Regions from separate parts of the Homo sapiens genome. Here regions 1 and 3 are each linked to region 2. A link is an interaction called in ENCODE POLR2A ChIA-PET data of the cell type or tissue named here. Cell type or tissue: Panc1. All regions are shown on one strand.

The links. Peaks named below come from ENCODE experiments on the same cell type or tissue, not always from the same donor. Only the 100,000 strongest peaks of a DNase experiment are listed, where the experiment ranks them.
Region 1: POLR2A ChIA-PET joins it to region 2 with 5 read pairs; 2 of 35 experiments call an interaction of 5 or more read pairs at or near these places.
Region 3: POLR2A ChIA-PET joins it to region 2 with 5 read pairs; 12 of 35 experiments call an interaction of 5 or more read pairs at or near these places.

What each region holds. Positions count from the first base shown.
Region 1 is chr1:204,229,314-204,233,313 of GRCh38, forward strand. It overlaps PLEKHA6 (pleckstrin homology domain containing A6), which reads right to left. Exons shown (of 23, transcript NM_014935.5): 18 at 1,100-1,273. Among named protein-coding and RNA genes, the nearest start is that of GOLT1A, 17 kb to the left of the region's middle. In Panc1, no CTCF peak of the experiment used is centred here; no DNase peak of the experiment used is centred here.
Region 2 is chr1:204,169,423-204,173,422 of GRCh38, forward strand. No RefSeq gene overlaps it. Among named protein-coding and RNA genes, the nearest start is that of REN, 5.1 kb to the left of the region's middle. RefSeq lists a promoter at 1-4,000, cis regulatory regions at 1-833, 2,540-2,578 and enhancers at 2,201-2,792, 2,474-2,699. In Panc1, no CTCF peak of the experiment used is centred here; a DNase peak (open chromatin) is centred at 2,409.
Region 3 is chr1:204,371,145-204,375,144 of GRCh38, forward strand. It overlaps a transcript of PLEKHA6 not described here. Among named protein-coding and RNA genes, the nearest start is that of LINC00628, 3.4 kb to the left of the region's middle. In Panc1, no CTCF peak of the experiment used is centred here; no DNase peak of the experiment used is centred here.

The DNA.
Region 1 (4,000 bases), 60 kb after region 2:
ATCTCTTGTCAGTTCTTGCTGTTCCCCATCCTGCTCTACCCTGTATTCTCATTCTGTGCTACATATTTTGGGCAGCTGAATTAGTGTGACTTGTATTGATTTCTTCTTTTTATTTTTTAAGAAACAGTGTCTTGCTGTCACTCTAGCTGGAGTACAGTCACAGAATCATAGCTCACTGCAGTCTCCAACTCCTGGCCTCGAGTCCTCCCATCCCAGCCTCCTCCCAAGTAGCTGGGACTATAGGTGAATCCACCATGCCCAGCTACTTGTTAAACATGTTTTTATAGAGATAGGGTCTTGCTTTGTTGTCAGGCTGGTCTCAGACTCCTGGTCTCAAACAATCTTCCCACCTTGGCCTCCCAAAGTGCTAGGATTACATGCATGAGGAGCCAACCACACCCGGCTAACTTCCAGTGATTTCATATTATAGAAGTTCTAATCCATCAACTAGAATGTAAGCTGTTGAGGACAGGACTTATGAGTCATAATTTTTCCATATTTCTAAAATTTAATGGAAAGAAAATTTAAGTGATGTCTTGGGCTACATCCAGCTCTGTACTTAATAGCTGTGTAGCCCAGGAATCCTTTAATTTCTCTTGACTTTGTTTCCCCATCTGCAAAATAGGGATAATAATTCCTAACCCAATGTTGTTAAAAGGATTAAATGAAATAACATGAAAGGGATTTGTGGATTATACTGTGCCATGCAATGGTGAGCTATTATGATTATCTTCATCGCAGCCAGCCCAGTGCTAGGCACAGAGGAGATGCTCCAGAAATGGGTGTAAGTGACAGCTATTTCTGTGTGGTGAATTCTGTACTATTCTCTATTAAGTGAATTTTGTATAATTCATTTCAACAAACATAATTAAGGCATTCCTTTTTGTGAGTTATTTTCTTTAAACAAGAAAAAGTCAACACTTGAAGGACTCTTCTGCCGATGGGGGAGAGGACTCTCCGGCTCTCCCAGGTGCCCAGCTTGGGTTCTTTCCCCTCTCCTTCCTCTCAAACCCCCCAGGCCCAAGCTGGCCATGCCCTGGGAGTGGGCAGTGTTGGCAGATGCCAGGCTCACGCCTGTGGGTAGCTGGGAAGGCATTACCACTTTGTAGGCTGGCCGGGGACTGGGGTCGGGGGCCGGGCTGGCCGGGAGCTGCAGGCTCCTCCGCTTCTCCCTCATGGAGCCACTCTGGTGCCGCCGCATTCGGTCAATCTGCTCCTCCACGCTCATCTTGACCTTCCCCTCGCCAGGAAACACAGCACTCTTGGGGCGTTCCTGCTGCCATGGGAAAACAGGGCTCTGACAAGTGCCTTATCCCCCACCCAGCTTTTCCATCCTGAACCCTTAACATTTACCTTCTACGGGAAGTCTGCCTGTAGTGGACTGAAGAGTGGTCCCCAAAAGATATGTCCAAGTCCCAACCCCAGGTATCTGAGAGTGTAACCTTATTTAGAAATATGAGATCACCCTGAATTAGAGTGGGCCCTAAATCCAATGGTGTGTCCTCATAAGAGACAGAAAAGAAGATGACATACAGAGTAGAGGTGACATGAAGAGGGAGGCAGAGATCGGAGTGGTTCATTTACTCAGAAAGGAATGCCAAGGATTGCCAGCAATAACCAGAAGTTTGGAGAGAAACCTACAAGAGATTCTCCCTCAGGGCTTCCAGAAGGAGCCAACCCTGCCACCACCTGGATTTTAGACTTGTGGCCTCCACATCCATAAGAGCATACACTTCTACTGTTTTAAGCCACCCTGTGTGTGGTGATTTGTCACAGCAGTCCTAGGAAACTAACACAGATTTTGATACTGGGAAGGGGTTGCTGCTATAACACATACCTAAAAATGTGGTAGAGACTTTGTAATTGGCTAACGGGTAGAGGTTGGGAAAATTTCAAGGTGTATAATAAAGAAAGCCTAGTAGATTTCCTTGAAGAGATGACTGGCAGAAATATGAGCTTTAAAGATGATCTGATGAGGGCTCAGAGGAAGTGAACAGCATAGAAAAGAAAGCTTCTATTGCCCTAGAGAATAGAGTTATGCCTCAGTATCCCAGGGGACTGGTGCTAGGATCCTGATGGATACCAAAATTCATGAATGCTCAAATCCCTGCTATAAAATGGCAAAGATGTGCATATTACCTACACATATCCTCCAGTATACTTTAAATCACCTTTAGATTACTTATAATACCTAATACAATGTAAATGCTATGTAAACACAGTTGTTATCCTGTATTGTTGGGTTTTTTTTCTTTCTTTTTTTTTTTTTTCTGAGATGGGGTCTTGCTCTGTCACTCCAGCTGGAGTGCAGTGGTGCAATCATAGCTCACCACAGCCTTGAACTCCTAGGTTCAAGCAATCTTCCTGCATCAGCCTTCCAAGTAGCTGGGACTACAGACACATGCCACTGCACCTGGCAAATTTTTTAATTATTATTATTTGTAGAGATGAGGTCTTGCTTTCTTGCTCAAGCTGTTTTTGAACCCTTAGCTTCCAGTAATCCTCTTGTCCCAAAGTGCTGGGATTATAGGTGTGAGCCACCATGCCTGGTCTGTATTGCTTGTTATTATTTTATTTTTACTGTTGTTTTGTTTTTTAGTATTTTTCCCCTGAATATTTGTGATCTGTGGTGGCTGAATCCATGGATGCGGAACCCGGAGATATGGAGGGCCCATTGTATATATATCATGAATGGAATGCTGGTAGAAATATGAATGTTAAAGATGCTTCTGGTAAGGTCTCAGAAGGAAATGAGAAACGTGTTATTAGAAAGGGAAGAAAGGCCATCTTTATTATAAAGTGGCAGAAGTGTGGATATATTGTTTTCTACTGTCGAGTGGAAACAGAACTTGAAGGCTGTGATGAACTTAGATATTTAGCTGAGGAGATTTCCAAGCAAAGTGTTGAAGGTGTGGCCTGGTTTCTCTTTGTACTTACAGGAAAATGATACAGAAGATAAATTGAGAAAAGAACCGTTAAGCCAAGAGAAACCAGGGCTTTTTTATTTGGGAGGTTCTCAGCCTACCTAGTTCACAAAGGATGCTTAAGTTAAGAAACTCATTGTAGGAAAAGTGTGCCCTAGAGAGAGGGTCAAGGATGTAGCTGGACAACATTTTGCTAAAGAGATTAGGTATGTCTCATGAACCCAATCGACCATCCCAGAAGAAGCCAGAAATAGAGATAGAGTTATCTAGAATGGATACCCTTGAAATACAAAGGGGGTCTACAAAGTTTTTGAGACTGTTATACATACAGAAACACTGCTAGCTTGTACAGAAAGGACAGAGATAAGATGAAATGGAAAATGAAAATAACTATGGGACCTCTGGGATTCTACAGGCAGGAAATAGGCTAATAGAGCTACTTAACTACAAACACATGCTAACCTTCAAGGAAAAGCAAGAATGACTCAGAGCAAAGCTGTGGATGCAGAGGCAGGGTCCAAAGAGGCAGGCCTAGAGGCAGGGGCTGATGGAGTCTCTGTGGTCCCAGAGGGCAGGGGAGTGAGCCACAGAGGATTATTCTCAGGCCTTGAAACCTAATGGAATTTCCCCTGCTGGATTTCAAGCTTGCTTGGAATGGTGACCCCTTTGTTCCTTCCAATTTCTCCTTGTTGGGACAGGAATGACTTACTTTTTAAAATTTTTATTTTTTAAAATTTATTTTTTAAATAGAGATAGGGTCTCACTATGTTGCCCACACTGGTCTCAAACTTCTGGGCTCAAATGGTCCTCCTGCCTCAGCCTCCCAAAGTGCTGGGATTATAGGTGTAAGCCACCACCCCTGGCCAGGAATGACTTACTTATGCTTGTCCTCCACCATTGTATTTTGAAAGCAGATTAATTTATTCTTTCTTTCTTTTTTTTTCTTTTTCTTTTTTTTTTTTTGTCTAGCTCTGTTGTCCAGGCTAAAGTGCAGTGGCATGACCACAGTTCACTGCAGCCTCCACCTCCAGGGCTCAGACAATCTTCCAGCCTAAGCCTCCTGGAGGAGGCTAGGA
Region 2 (4,000 bases):
CCTTTTGTGGTTTAGATACAATAACTAATCAACACTAATGTTAAAATAGAGGTCATAAGACTGACATAACTGAAATTTTGTGGCAATAAAATACCATATTATAAACAGGACCTAAGGCCATGCCAGGCAAGAGTTAAGTCATGCATCCTTACACTTAAAGAATAAGCTATATTCTCAATGACACAAGGTTTCTCTTTTTCTCTAGCAGCTAAGCAAGCACTGGCCTTAAGACAAGCAATATTAAAACAATTTCAACTCATCCAGTTCATAGATGCTGACTAACTGAACCCCAGTTCCACCAGCCATAACTATAGCTTTGATTGAACAAAAGACTGATTTCACTAATTTTCTCCTGATAATAAGACTGCTGGCCATGAACTGGTTCTAGCTAGTTATAGAGATTGTGCATTTGCATGCCTTTGTGTTCTGAAAAGACCTTTTGATGTACAGGGCCTAATTGTAGTACATTTAAATGTTACGCTTTCACCTCAAGGTAAACATGGGTCATATGTAACATGCATGTTTGTACAATACGCATGTGTCAGGATCACCTTCATAAATATTCGTAGCTTCTTCTGTAACATACATACATTGAATATGTATGCTTAGCCAACTGCTGTCATAGTCCCACAGGAGCCCTGGGTAAAATTGACAGTGGGGAACAAACTTATTGACTTTCTTATTGATACAGGGGCAACGTATTCTGTAGTTAATACCCACCTACCTTAATTCAAAGACTATCTATGATGGTGACAGGAGTGTCAGGGGAGCTGTGACTTGTCTCTTCCTGAAACCTTTAGATTATCATCTTAGAGACCACAATCCATGGGAAAAACTGAAAAGATGAACCATACTCTAAAAAGAAGCATTGCCAAAATATATCAAGAAACTAATTTGACTTGGGATAAGATGTTGCTGATTGCTGTTGTGGATTCGAGTGGCTCCCTCAAGTAGGTTCAAATTGAGCCCCTTTGAAGTATTATCTGGTAGCCCATTCTAGGTTTTTGTCCTGGTGGGAGAACCAACTGATGTTTTAAGAGATTTGGCAATTACCAAATATTAAGACTCTAGGCACTATACTAACTTCTGTTCATGAGTTTGCTTCTAGCAGGACCACTCATCCAGCAGATGTGGTCCTACATCCTTTTCAACTGGGAAATTAGATCCTCCTAAATACCTGGAAAGAACAAGGACCTGAACACCAATTTGCTGCCAAGTGGACAAGGCCATTTGAGCTGCTGGTGAACACACGCTTATCAGTTAAACTTGCTGGAGTAAAGCCATGTGCACATTATACTCAGGTCAAGGCAGTACCACCAGAAGACAGCCCACTAATCCGGAAACCAGGAAAACAGTGGGCTTGTGAGCACTTGAAAGACCGAAAGCTACTGTTTCACAAAAAGATAAGTACAATGAAAATGTATCCCCTATGTGTCTTGCATGTCCTTTAGAGATTTTTGTTTCCTTGGCAAGACAACTCTTGAGTTAGGATTTCTCAATCTATTGCCTCTTTCACTAGCATATCACACTGCCAGATTTGTCATCTTAAACCTTGTTCAGTACATGACCACTCTGATCCTCTAGTTGTTCCTGTACACATAATTTTAGTCATGTAGCCTCTTGGGCATTAGATCTATAGAAGCTGGTTTCTCAAATCATACATAGGATCCAATTGATAACTCCATACCCAGAGGCCCCATGTTTCTTTCTTATGCAGCACCTCATTAGACACTACATGCAAAGCAATAATAAGGACCCACAAGCCTGCAAGCCTACTTTCTTTTTTTTTTTTTTTGAGACGGAGTCTCGCTCTGTCGCCCAGGCAGGACTGCGGACTGCAGTGGCGCAATCTCGGCTCACTGCAAGCTCCGCTTCCCGGGTTCACGCCATTCTCCTGCCTCAGCCTCCCGAGTAGCTGGGACTACAGGTGCCCGCCACCGCGCCTGGCTAATTTTTTGTATTTTTAGTAGAGACGGGGTTTCACCTTGTTAGCCAGGATGGTCTCGATCTCCTGACCTCATGATCCACCCGCCTCGGCCTCCCAAAGTGCTGGGATTACAGGCGTGAGCCACCGCGCCCAGCCGCAAGCCTACTTTCTACTTACCAAATGGCGTCCCTAAGCTAGCCACCTGTTGCTAGCTTAATTCCTCCTCTACAGACCCATATTGATACAATTAGACAACAGGCTACCTGGCTTTAACAAACCTTAGAACACCAAAGCAGGCTTAATCTGGGGGCACTTACAGAGACTGCTTTAAAGACCTATTCTCCTGGATTCCTAGTGTAATTCCATCAATCTTGGGAGGCATTCTTAAATTCAGCCTTGATGTTCTTCTTTTAGTCATGGTGGCCTACGTTCTAGTAAAACTTATTATGTACTGTGTAAACAAAGGTTGTGCAAGTCTCGCTAAAACTATCAAAGCAAAAAGGGAAATGCCGATGATCATTGTTCCTAAAAATGGCACTACGAAATATTTCCTTAGCCAGGTCAAATGGTTTCATTCCATAGTCACCCCTTGTCAACCCTGTTTGGCAGGAAGTAGCCAGGTGAGTAATGATGTCTCATTTTCCCCAATCCCACAAGACTGTGGGATGAACCTTTGACAATGGGGAAATTGAAATAGTGGAGGGAGGCTTAGCATGACTGACTCCATTTTGCCTCTGACCCCCAGGGGTAATATCTTTTAGGTTAAAAGCTTCTGCTTAGCTCTGTACACAGACCAGCTAATTATAGATTAGCTTGCAGTTCAACTTAAAAAAATGATAACAGCTCTTTCCCCCAAACTAAGCCCCAAGGAGATAAGGAAGAATACAGAGAAATAACAATGTTATGTTAAAGATTTATAGGAACATTGTGACCTGACCTAGAAAAAAGAACTTTTACATACTCCTCAGACCCTTGCTGGCACCCAGGTGTCTGCGGTCATCAGTCACCTCTTGATCCCAACCTCTTCCTCTTCCCCCTCCCCTAAATGTAAAAAGTAACCTAAAAGTCATGCTGACTTCAGATGGTTCTTTATGACGCTAGTCCACCATCTTCTTGGTTTTCTGAATAGGGTCGCTTTCTTTGCCCCAACACCTTACCTCTCAGCTTACTTGCTGTTGTGTGGTGAGTGGTGTGTGCTTGGATTTGGTTACATAATCCTCTGGAAGCAGGGAGCTGGGGGAGGAGGGGGTTGTCTATCCTCTGTTGACCTAGTAAGGGTGGGAGAGAAGGGCAGTCTTCAGGGTTTTGGCTTCTGCTAAATAGAGGTAGGGCAGCTGATCTTCCAACTTATTCTCCTCTTTCTGCTTGGCTCTAACTCCCTTTTAGGCCCTGGTTCTCTGCCTCATTTCCTTTTCCCTGTAGCTTTACAAGCAGTCAAGTACAGCTCCCCAGACAGACATCTGGTCCCTAAATCCCAGGATGAGTGCTATTTATTCAGGCTAAGATGCCTATCTTGGCTTTTCCCTGATTATTTTTTAGGGCCCACTTCAAATATTACCCCCTCCTCCATGAAGCAGGCCCTGACTCAGCCTGGAATTGACTGCTTTCTGCTGTAGGCTTCCACAGCATGGCTACAAGCCCTTCTATGACAGCACCAACTTAGCTGCTTTTGCAGCAGAGTTCTTTATGTATGTATGAATATGATTTTTGCCCACAGTGGTGCTTAATATTTATTAAGTGGATGAACTAGTGAACTGCAATGGGCAGTGCAAAGAGCCCTGGGTTGGTGGTCAGGGACTTGGATCCTAGTCTTCATTCTACCATAAATTTGCTATGTGATGTTGGATCCCTCCTTTCTCCTCTTTGGACCTCAGTTTCCAAATCTGTACAGTGAAGCAGATGGCTGGATGGCACCAAGGGTGTCTTCATGCTCTGATACCCTAATATTCTAATATTCTGTGCCTCCAGGGTACTGCCCTCTACACCAGCTCCACACCAGCTGTGGGCAGTACAGACAATGAGAGGAGCTCATCTCTGTGGCTAATGTTTTGGCTAATTAATGTGTTTTGACCT
Region 3 (4,000 bases), 200 kb after region 2:
ATTGGGCAGAGCAGATAGAGAACCCTTCCATCACGACATAAAAGTTCTAGAGCGCAGCACTGGGGGCTGGCTTCTGCCAGTTCAAGAGCCCTTGAGACAGGGGATTTTCTGACTGGGCAGAGGGATGAAAGATGAGTAAAAATCTTTGTCCTCAAAGGCCCATCTCAGATACTAATTTTGGAGGTGGAAGCTTAGAGAGACACTGAGGTGAGCTCCAACAAGCCTGCAATCTCCCCCAGATGGCAGGCAGTCCAAATGCTAAGCTGAGTCCATCCATGGAGAAAGGAAAAAGTCAGAAGCAAAGTTGGGGCACAGGATTCCTGCTGCCACCTCAAGCTATTACATCCTCCTCAATTGCAAAGGCAGGGACAGACAGGTTCCTTACCTGGGCAGGAGGTGTGTCCACTCTGGATGGGTGACTTTGTTCCAGGGTGCACCCAGCTGGTTGACTTTTCCTCATCACTGCAGAAAGATCAATAAGAAAGTGTCAGCTACAAGAGAGGCTTTTCTGAGCAGGACACTCATCTCCAGATTCACATTAACACCGACTATTCAATCCCAGACACATGAGATGAGAGCATCCACAAGGCTGTTCATTCATTCACATTCACAGAGAATTATTTACTAAGCACACTCTGAGGATTTCAGGATGAATAATATCGAATCCCTAACCTCAAAGAATCTACATCCCACTGGGAAACAAATGCATAAAAAGATAGCTGCAATACAATATGATAGGCACTGTAATCCCTATTGTAACTATGTGTAGAAAGTGTGATACCATCGCAAAGAAACAAGGGCTACCTGGCATGAGGTTAAGGAAGGGGAAGCATGAAGGCTTCACGGCAGAGGCAATGTTAGAGATGATTGCTAAAGTCAGGTGGGAAAAACAAGGAAGGTCCTTAACTGGCAGCTTCTCGAATGGATAAGAAAAGGAGGAGACTGCATGAACCCATAGTCCTTATGTGTCAACAATGCTACATATTTTTCATTCACGACATTCCCTCACACTGGAAATTTTACAGATTATGAATCGAGGTTCAGAGAAGTTAAGAAATTTGGCCAAAGTCACAACCTAGATCTGTCCCTAGATTCAGACCTAGATTCAGACCTAGATCTGTCCCCGACAAAACTCTTTCTGATACCTCACACCCAGCAAGGCAGGCTCCCCAGCAACACAGACCCTCTGGGCTCTAGATTGGATGGCAGATGAAGCCATCATCATTTCTCAATCCCCACCGACCAAGTGACACAGACTTCCAGAGCCAGATGTGATCCAGCAAGAAGCATCTGACTGTCTTGGCTACTTCAGGTATGTGGAGGAAGGGACTCTCAGGTCACGTGGATCACCCAGGCTTTAGGATGGCATCTTGGAGCCCAGGACAAGACTCTACTCAATGTCTTTAAGGTATAATGGATGTAGAATAAACTCCACTAAGAAAGACTCCATTAAACTTTTATTAAAATGAGATATCGAATAAACGCCCTAAAAAATTTACAATTTAATAGTTTTGACTTATCTATACACCTGTGAAACTGCCACCGAAATCAAGATAATGAATTCCCAAACTTTCTGTGTGACCCTTTGTAATTCCTCCTTCCCACCCCCAACCCCAAGCTCTTTCTATCCTCACCCCTCTCCCCAGCAACTGATTTGTTTTCTGTTACCATAGATTAGTTGCATTTTCCAGAGTTTTATATAAAAGGAATCATACAATCATACAATACAGTCATGCAATCATACAATCATACATCTTTCCCTGAAAAACTTTTTTTTTTTTTTTTGACGGTCTCACTCTGCCATCCAGACTGGAGTGCAGTGGCACAATCATAGCTCATTTGTAGCCTCAAACTTCTGGGCTCAAGCAATCCTCCCACCTCAGCCCCCTGAGTGCTAGGACTACAGGCATGTACCACCATGTCTGGCTATATTTTTTCTTTCTTTTTTTTTTTTTTTTTTTTTGAGATAGAGTATCACTCCGTCACCCAGGCTGGAGTGTGCAGTGGCACGATCTTGCCTCACTGAAATCTCTGCCTGGGTTCAAGCAATCCTCCCACCTCAGCCACCCAAGTAGCTAGAGTTACAGGCATGCAACACCACGCCTGGCTAATTTTTCGTGTATTTTCAGTAGAGACGGAGTTTCACCATGTTGGCCAGGCTGATCTCAAACTCCTGACCTCAAGTGCCTCAGCCTCCCAAAGTGCTGGGATTACAGGCGTGAGCCACTGCACCTGGTCTCTGGCTATTTTTTTTTTGCAGAGACAAGGTCTTACTATGTTGCCCAGGTTGGTTACAAACTCCTGACCTCAAGTGATCCTCCTGCCTTGGCCTCCCAAAGCACTGGGATTACAGTGTGAACCACAGCACCCAGCTGTCTGACTTTCGTGCTTTTTTCCATATTGTGGTGTGTGGTCGTTTGATTCCATTTAATTGCTGAATAGTATTCCATTGTAGGAAACACCACAGTGTGTTCATTCATTCACCTGTTGCTGAACTTACGGGTTGTTTTCAGTTCTGGGCCATTACAAAGAAAGCTACTATGAACATTTGTGTACTAGTGTTGGTGTGAAAATATGCTTTTTTTTCTATTGACTCCACTCATTTTCTCTAAGGTTGGACACCTGCTACAGGAAGAGATCTCCCAGCTAACCTACCCCTCTGATAAGCAGAGAAAAAACAAAGTCACTGTTCTAGTGACTTCTGAGCTCAGGCACCATTGAAGAAGACTCTAACATACTGGGTCTCTGGTCTTGGCTTTGGTCCTGGGAGGCAGTGGAAGAGGAAGCCAATAAAAAGGAAGGGTTTGGAGAGAAAGTCAGCCAGTGCCCTCACCTCCATTACATCTGTCCTGAGATTTTTCAGCCCCTGACTCTCCCCTCCTTGCACACTGTCCGCCCCCTCAGATTCCCATCTATCTCTACCCCACTGGATATCACAGACAACCCTATCACACCCTTGACATTCCACCACAGCCCTCAACTTCCTCTTCCCCTTGGCTTGGCACCATCTTGCACCCTTGTCAGCACCACTGTCTGGGACAACGCAGTCACAGGCTGTCTCCACTCCAGCACCGGGCTGATGGGGGAACTGGGCCTCGAAGAACTGGGGTCACTGCAAATCCAGTCTCCCAGCTTAGCTGAGCCCTGAGTGCCACCTAGAATCTTCTTCAAGGTCCCCAGTCAGTTGCCATCTGCAGAGTGCTCCAAGCCTTTCCGGCTAACCTCAGGTCCCAGGGCTGCCTCTGCTACCTAGCCCCTCTCCGGCACAGAGGATCTTATGTCTTAATGAAGAAAAAATAGAAAAGATTAGGTGGGAGCTTTCCCAGTATGCCCAATCACCTCACCACCAAAACTTACCCAGATTCTCACCCATCCTTTAATACTTGTCTTCCTCTGGAGAAGAGGTAGCCCTCTCTCCCCTTTAAGGCTAATCTCTCTGCCTGGGTTATCGTCCCCCTCCTCTTCCATCTTTTATAGAACCTCCTTCTGTTGAGCATCCCAGCCTTGCATCTTCACCTCCTCTCTCTTTATAGGGTCCATCCCTTTATCCTCCTCCTCTGTCTGTGTCTTCTATAGTCTAAACACGCTGCCTCCCACTCAATGCCATGTCCCCTGGCAGCTTCATGTCTCGCACTCCTCATTCCTGACCAAACATTCAACAGTAGTCACTCCTAGCTTTCCCCACTTTCTGGCCTTTCATTCACCAATCCACTGCAACCTGGTTTCTGTTCCCAGCTCTCTCCTGAAACCACTTTCCTAGACGTCATTAGAGGCCTCCCCCTCTCCTAAATCCACTAGGCATTTTTTAGCCTTTGGCCCGTTTGGCTTTTCTGCTGCATCCAATACTGTTGAATTCCTTCCTTTTTTCTTCTTAACATCCCTCTTCCTTGCCTTCTGGGGTGGCATTCTACCCTGGTCCTGGTGCTGCCCACCTCTGCAACCTCTCGGTCTTACTCTCCAGCCTGGCCTCTGTTCCTCTGTCCCTTCCTTGACACTGGTG